Linked DNA regions of Mus musculus: region 1 is linked to region 2. A link is a loop called in an ENCODE intact Hi-C map of the cell type or tissue named here. Cell type or tissue: gastrocnemius. All regions are shown on one strand. Each heading gives the region's core, and the rest is flanking DNA. Links, peaks and the distances in the headings are about the cores only.

Evidence for each region. Hi-C counts contacts between places; a loop is a spot of excess contacts. Peaks named below come from ENCODE experiments on the same cell type or tissue, not always from the same donor. Only the 100,000 strongest peaks of a DNase experiment are listed, where the experiment ranks them.
Region 1: it touches region 2 in a loop (2.0-fold over the local background); 5 of 42 quality-filtered maps call a loop at or near these places.

What each region holds. Positions count from the first base shown.
Region 1 is chr9:104,097,389-104,100,988 of GRCm38, forward strand. It overlaps Acad11 (acyl-Coenzyme A dehydrogenase family, member 11), which reads left to right. Exons shown (of 20, transcript NM_175324.4): 13 at 1-64. Ackr4 (atypical chemokine receptor 4) reads right to left here. Exons shown (of 3, transcript NM_145700.2): 3 at 750-2,367. The coding sequence starts at 2,358. The coding sequence ends at 1,306. Among named protein-coding and RNA genes, the nearest start is that of Ackr4, 27 kb to the right of the region's middle. In gastrocnemius, for the core only: no CTCF peak of the experiment used is centred there; a DNase peak (open chromatin) is centred at 1,894.
Region 2 is chr9:104,150,534-104,154,133 of GRCm38, forward strand. It overlaps Dnajc13 (DnaJ heat shock protein family (Hsp40) member C13), which reads right to left. Exons shown (of 56, transcript NM_001163026.1): 56 at 1,064-1,890. The coding sequence ends at 1,784. Among named protein-coding and RNA genes, the nearest start is that of Ackr4, 26 kb to the left of the region's middle. In gastrocnemius, for the core only: no CTCF peak of the experiment used is centred there; no DNase peak of the experiment used is centred there.

The DNA.
Region 1 (3,600 bases), core at 536-3,035, 53 kb before region 2:
GAATGCACCATCCAGAGAGATGGAGGTGGCTATATAGTTAACGGCAAGAAGTGGTGGAGCAGCGGTGAGTGCTCTCTGTGATCTGTCACCCCACTGTTGGGCAGTGCCCGGGTTTCCCACACACTGCTGCATGATCACAGCTGTAAATTCTGCCTCTGAAACAATTATCAAACTTAGAAACAGTACCAAGAGAAAGGTAATTTGATAAGTTGTGGGGTCTAGGGTGTCCGGTGGTGGTAGAACACAAGCTTAGCATGTGTTTTGGGTTCAGTCTTAATTATCAGTGACAATGGTACGTGTGTTACATATTTTATTGCCTAATTACAGGTGTTTAAGTGAAAAGTAAACTTTATACATAGGATAGTATATTTGTTCACTAGTTCTCAGTAATGGCCAACAAACATGGGCAAGTTCTTTAGGAAGTTATAAAATTAGACTCTAGATAACAATGATTTTTAAGGCTGGTTTCTAGAATATGCGTGATGAACCCAGTGGTGTAGTTGGATAATTTCTTTGGTGACATCATGAAAGCAAATGGCATGCATAGGAACTTACCAGGATGTGTGAACATCTTTATGGGTTTGGCCTTTTTCTTTAATTGCCATTCTTTCTTATATGTTATGTTATAAAATCACTTATAAATTAAGAAACAAACAAAAAATAAAAAGAGTAAGTTTTGTTGCGATTACTTAAGCATTGAAATTTTGCAGAAAGAACTTATTAAATTTTAAATAATTACAGATAATTATAAATTTCTCTTAGCATAAGTTTCTTTATTAATTGGTTTTAGGTTGCTAGGCTCACAGCATGATGTTTCTTCTTTTAACTTTTTATTATGAAGTTGTTTACTCACAGGAAGTTACAGAGATAGTACAGGATGGTCGTGGGCACGCATTACCCAGGGTTTTATATTACAGAATTACAGTTGCTGTCAGATTTGAATAACCACCACTGTGGTGAAGATGCAAAACACCCCCCTCCCATCACACACACACACACACACAGACTTCCTCTTTGTGGCACAATGCGTTGTTTCTCCCTCCTGCCAAGCTGTTTTCCTGTCATTAGATTTAGTTTCCACACTTTGCCCACTTGTTTACTCTCTGGCGTCTGTCTTCCTTACCCTGCCCCACCCCTTACTCCTTCTTTGTTATAAATTGCAACAACAGTATTTGTTGATGGTTGGGTCTCGGTGTAACACAAATATTTTATTTGAGGAGGAAACATCACTTTGTGTGTGTGTGTGTGTGTGTGTGTGTGTGTGTGTGTCTAAGCAAAAAGCAGAGGCAGAGAGCAGTTTTATATTTAAATGGTAAAAGAACTGGTTGGCTCTGTAGGACCCTCAGAATCAAAAGGAATTTCTTCCACGTTCTGTCTCTGTCTTCTCCAGGATCCATATTTCTTGGCCACTTTCATGATATAGTTTTTGAAGGAGGCCCCCATGAAGACATACAGGATGGGGTTGAGGCAGCTGTGGAAGAGCGCGATGCTCTCTGTGACTTGGATGGCGACATCCATGCGTTTGCTCATATCGCAGCTGGTGATCAGCAGGTAGATGGCATCTATGGCTTGGCAGAACTTAACAACGTTATAGGGCAGCTGGGTGACAATGAAAACCACCACCACCGCGAGCAGAACCCTGAGGGGGCGAGACTTTTTAATGTTGGGCATCTTGATGAGCGCCCTGGCGGTACTGGCATAGCACACGCCCATGATGAGAAACGGGACCACAAAGCCGATGCCGATTTCCAGCATCTGAATGGATGCTTTCAGGGATGTTCCTAGGTGGTGGGGAAAGATGGGAGTGCACCTAGCATTCTGATTCACTGTGTAAAAAACCAGCTGGGGTATGCTCAGCAAGATGGCGGCCATCCACACACAGCAACAGATGATCCAACAGGGTCTCCCCGCTCCTGATTGGCTGGGGGCTTTGGTAATTGCCCAATATCTGTCAATGCTGATACAAGCCAGGAACTGCATCCCAGAGACAAAGTTTACCGTGTACAGGGCTGACGTTACTTTGCACATCATTTTGCCTAGAATCCATCCGTGAACTGCATTAACTGCCCAGAAAGGCAGCGTGATCAGAAGTAACAAGTCTGCTACAGCCAGGTTCAGGATGTACACATCGGTCTTGGTCCTCTGCTTCTTGTAATAGGCGTAAATCGCCACAACTACGGAGTTCCCTGCGAGCCCAGTGACAAAGGCCACTGTGAAGAAGGCAGGCAGGAAGACTTTTGCGAACTGCCTGACCTCTTCTTTTATGCAGATCACTTCGTACTGGCTGTAGTCGTGAGTGTAGTTCATCTCATTCTCCTCATAATAGTATTCCGCTGACTGGTTCAGCTCCAGAGCCATGGTACCGAGCTGGATGACAAGAAGAACACAGGGCACTCCATTCAGCATTGAGTAAAAGGAAGCAGCTTTTGCCCAGTTCGTGGCTTGTGTTTTCTCTAGAGAGTATACTGTGGCTGTCACATGTGTGAGCCTAGCTCTCACATGTTGGAAATGGCATTGGTTCATGGTCAACAGACAGTATCCCAGCTCTTAGTCACTAAATCCTAGGTAAACTTTAAGACTTTTAAGTAATATGAGTTGTTTTGTGTTTTTGTATGCATTTGTGTGTGTGGTCTGCATGCATGTGTGTGTGTTCACATGTGTGCACATGTGTGTGCATGTATCTAGACGTTAAAGATGATGTGTCGAGTCATTAGATTACTGTCTCCTCATTTATTGAGGTAAGGTCTCTCAGTTGAACCCAGAGCTCACCAGCAGAGCTGTTCTGACTAGCCAGCTTGCTGCAGACATCTATTCTGCCCCTTGTAAGTGTTGGAGCTGTGGATGGGCTGCAGGGCCCACCCTCATTGACACGCACACTGGGGACCCAAATGCTCGTCCTCATACTTGTGCAGCAAGCACTGTAATCATGGAGTCACCAGTCTGGGTTATAATACAAAATTTAAGCAAAGAGCAGAAGATATGTTGCAGTTTTATAGATAAAACTTAAGTCTTGTAGAGTATATCTATAATAAATTAAAATGAGTTGTTTTACGTATTTGAAAAAGAAATGTTTTAATTTTTTTATTCTGGAGTTACTTATAATTTTAATTTAAATAAATCAGCTTGGCACTGGCATGGAGTCACTGGCTGACTTTGCTACAAGAAGGCCTCACTAGCTAGCTTTCCTCCTAAGCCTGACGGTACTTGTGTCCCCTGGTCCCTCTAAACTGAAAACTAGCACCATGTTTAACTTCTTGCTTACCTAGATTCCCGAGTTCCAGCTAGTCTGGAAGATCACTGGCAATCCTCCTGCTTTAGCCTCCTTAGTGCCCCCACCACCACCACCTAATACTGCTCTCTTTCTATATGGAATCTGACTATTGTTTGTCCAAGTTGGTAAGAAACCAACTGTTTGTCCAAACATTCTTCTTGGTATTGTGCCTCTAATTTGCCATTCTACCACTGTCTTGGTTAGCTCTTTGCTGGGAAGGCACTTACTTCACTTTCCCTGAGATGGACATACCGAAAGCTCCTTGGAATGGTACCCAAGGCTCCTTCCTGCCACCGCCTCCTCCCCATGCTCCACACAGTAGACATACC
Region 2 (3,600 bases), core at 683-3,182:
CTTCAGGCCCCATGAACACTAGTCAGTGTGTGCCACCAGCCCAACGTCTCCATGTTCTATCACATAAGTAAATGTCTTCTGCTATTGGACTTTACCATCACATTGTGGAGAACAACCAATAAATAGCCTGTGATGTTTGGGGGTTTTTGTGGGGCTCCTTTGACCAACAACTCAACAAGATAGAACCCATTCCTGGCACTGGAGGTTTTACTTGGTGACATAAATATCTAGGTGTGGCTTTATCTCCCTTATTATTAGTTGTTTTCGTGTGTGTGTATGTATGTATGTGTGTATGCATGTATTATGCATGTATGTATATATGTATGTACACACATATACATGAAGCTTTATAGTAGTTTCCATGTGGTTTTTCAAATGGCCTGTTAGATATTGCTCCATATTAATTTTTTGCAGTGCTGGAAAGTGAACTGAGGGCCTCACACATCTTAAGTCAGCATTCTACCATGGAGCTAGAGCCCCAGTCAGGGTGTGCAAATGGCCTTGAGCGTTTGATTGTCAATAGGGTATGCAATGCCTGCTCAGATCTTTCTCAAACCACTATCAGACCTGAATGCCAATGGCCAGCCTGCGGCCCCTTCCAACTTTGGACAGTTTCTACCCTCAGACGGAAACTCAAGCTCTCTCAGCGAGCACACATGGGATTTCAAGCTCGAGGAGAGCCTGTGTCACAATGAGGTGACCTTGTCTCAAACCAAACCAAAACAAAAAAGGATATGGACAAGTGTTTGCGTGACTTTCCATGTTTATTTTCTGTAGTCTGCAGTCTAACTGGAAGACCTATGCATTAGGATCTGTTATTAGATATATTTGCTGGTTCCTTACCTCCCGCCTGAAACATTAGACCGTGAGACTCTGGCAGCATTCCTTAGCTCACACCTAAACACGATTTAAGAAGTAACTAAGCTGCTGTTTCCAGTGAGTGAACGGAGGTGGGCACAGCTGTGCGTGTGAGGGTGAGGGGTGTTTGTCTGCTTCTGTTCCATCTCCCCCAAAAGTGAACATGGAAGAAGTTTCCAAAGGCTAAAATTACAGAACATACATATCTCATTAACAAAGCAGTCAATTCCCTTTATTTTTAAAATTTTATGTACACATATGAATGATCTGTATAATGTACATTCAATATAGAAAGCTTTATATATTTGATAATGTATAGAACATTTCACAATTACACTAATCTCTTACATAACATCTTCACATCCATTTTTAGTTTTAATTTTTTTGCACAAGCTCCTTGTCGTTCAGTTTGGTGACGCCTGTCATACACACCGATGTGCACCGAGCTCTCAGAGTTAATGATTGAGGATCTGGTCACGGGTGGAGGGACGATGAGAGGAAGACGGTCATGGAGACCTGGTGCAGGAGAGAGAGGCGCCCTGCTCTGGGATAAGATTTAGCCCAATGTTTGTAGACTGCAGCTTAATCCCACAGTCACAGTAATTCAAAAAAAAGTTATAAAAACTAGGAAGAAAGTTTGTCTTTTTGATTCACAGTCTTGTAAACAGATATAAAGGAACAAAATGTGCTTACATACATCAAGAAGAAGAAATTCTTGTGTACCCAGGTGGCTGACCCACAGAGTGCTTTCTCAGAACGTGATACGTCAGAATCATGGACTCTTCTCCTAAATAAAAGTCTATTTATAGAAAAAGGAATAACACTGTCATGAAACCAGGAGAAAGGCAGCGGAGTCTGTTTCAACATGTTGGTTGGAGGAATGTGGGCGCAGTACTGGCCTTCCAGCATTTACTGTCTGAGTGCTTCAAGTCTGATAGCCAAGGTCTCCTGCCTCATGGTCTACGGGAGGCGGCAGATTAGACATGGCTGATGAGGATGTACCTGCTGTAAGGTAGCCAGCAACTCCAGGTCCTGCAAGAGAGAAAGGAAAGCAGGCATTTTTTCTATCAGTCTCAGGGACCAGCACCCAGTACAGACCACTGGGAAGCTCTAAATACGATCTACATGTGTAACTGTCTCAACAGGCAGCGATACAGCACCTATGTTCATGGCTTTTAGTATTTGACACAATTAGAATAATTTTAAAATTCATGCAGTAACACTGGTGTAGAAATAGGGGATTTCCCCTCTTTTCACACCTGGAAAGTTTAATTTTACAAAAAAAAAAAAAAAAATCGAGGGTACTTAAAGAAAACATGGGAACAGACAGACGGAAGACGCCCTCCCCACCCCGCTCAGCCCATCTCAAAGTGATGCACAACTGGATTCTCGACACTAGCAGCTTCCGAGACGGACATTCTAGGTAGCCTGTGTTCACTTGGTACAAAGGAGGTCACTTTAGTAAGCGGCACCCAGGGAACACAGCTCGCTCACTACATAAGGTCTCTTTGAAGAGGAAGGCTCTGGACACTCTTCTCGTAGGTCAAAGCATGCTCCAGAGGAGACAGTAGCATTTTAGTCGTAGTCTCCACGTGTTGTGACTGAAAGTCTCTATGGCGTGAAAAGGTGGCACTCGGAAGCAAGCTTGTCAGCAGCCCCTGGGCTCTGGCTTCTGGAGCTGACTCTGGGCACCACAGACAGTTGCTTTCATCTCAGAAGCACCACACAATGCAGCAAGCGCTTGCAAGAGAAACTGGTTTAGCGCTGCAGAGGCAGTGCTTAGCTGAGTCAGAGGAAACATGGCAAAGGTGTACACTAAGGGTCGGGACAGGAAAGGTGGTGCGAGCAACATGCATTGAGCAAAAGGTTTCTCTACCTGCTTCAGAGAGCTACACAGAAGTTAGCAAGCTGCCTGGCAGAGCAGTTCTAAAGCCCACTCCTGAGGTGAAGGGGGCTGCTGCCAGTTAGAAGGGAAGGAGAGACACCTGGGGGGAGAAAAGAAATGTAAGCAGCAAGGGAGTCGTGAGGACGTGCACACAGCAGAGCGATCTGATGCGGGGAAGGCAACAGGACTGATGGAGGACAGAGGTCATAATTCACTTCCATCTCATCTCTCAGCTTCTGAGCACTGACTCCGGATGGGAAATGGCTGCCACACACTGTGCCAGTGCTGGCGAGGCCACAGTGACTGCCTGCATGAGCTGGGACTGAAGCTAACCAGAGTGCCTGGGTCCTTAGAGTCAAGTACTTTTAACACTTACTAAAAGGATTTTCCCTTCTTTAGGTCTTGGGATCCTACACTATCAACTCTTACCTTCTGCTAATCAGCAAACCAGGCCTCCCACAGATTGCTCAGGAAAAAGACTGGTCCATCAGTGTAGCTCAGAGCCAAAGCACTTCACTGCTCTCAACTTTAGACAGGTCCAGATGAGCAAAACCACAAACACTACAGAGGGGTGTGGTTCCTAAACAATTCAGACTGTGGGCAGTGATGGTTAGAACTGTCCCCTCACAGAGGAACCTCTGAGCATGCTTGTGGGGGACTGTCTCAATTATGTTAATTGGGATGGAGGACCTGTCCACTGTGGGTGGCACCATTCCCTCAGCAGGAATCTGAATGATATGACATTGAGGAAAGGAGCTGAGCACTAGCATGCACACATTCACCTCCTTCTGTTCACTGGGTGTGTATATAATGTGACCAGCTGCTGCTTCAGGCCCCCGCTGCCTTGACTTCTCCAC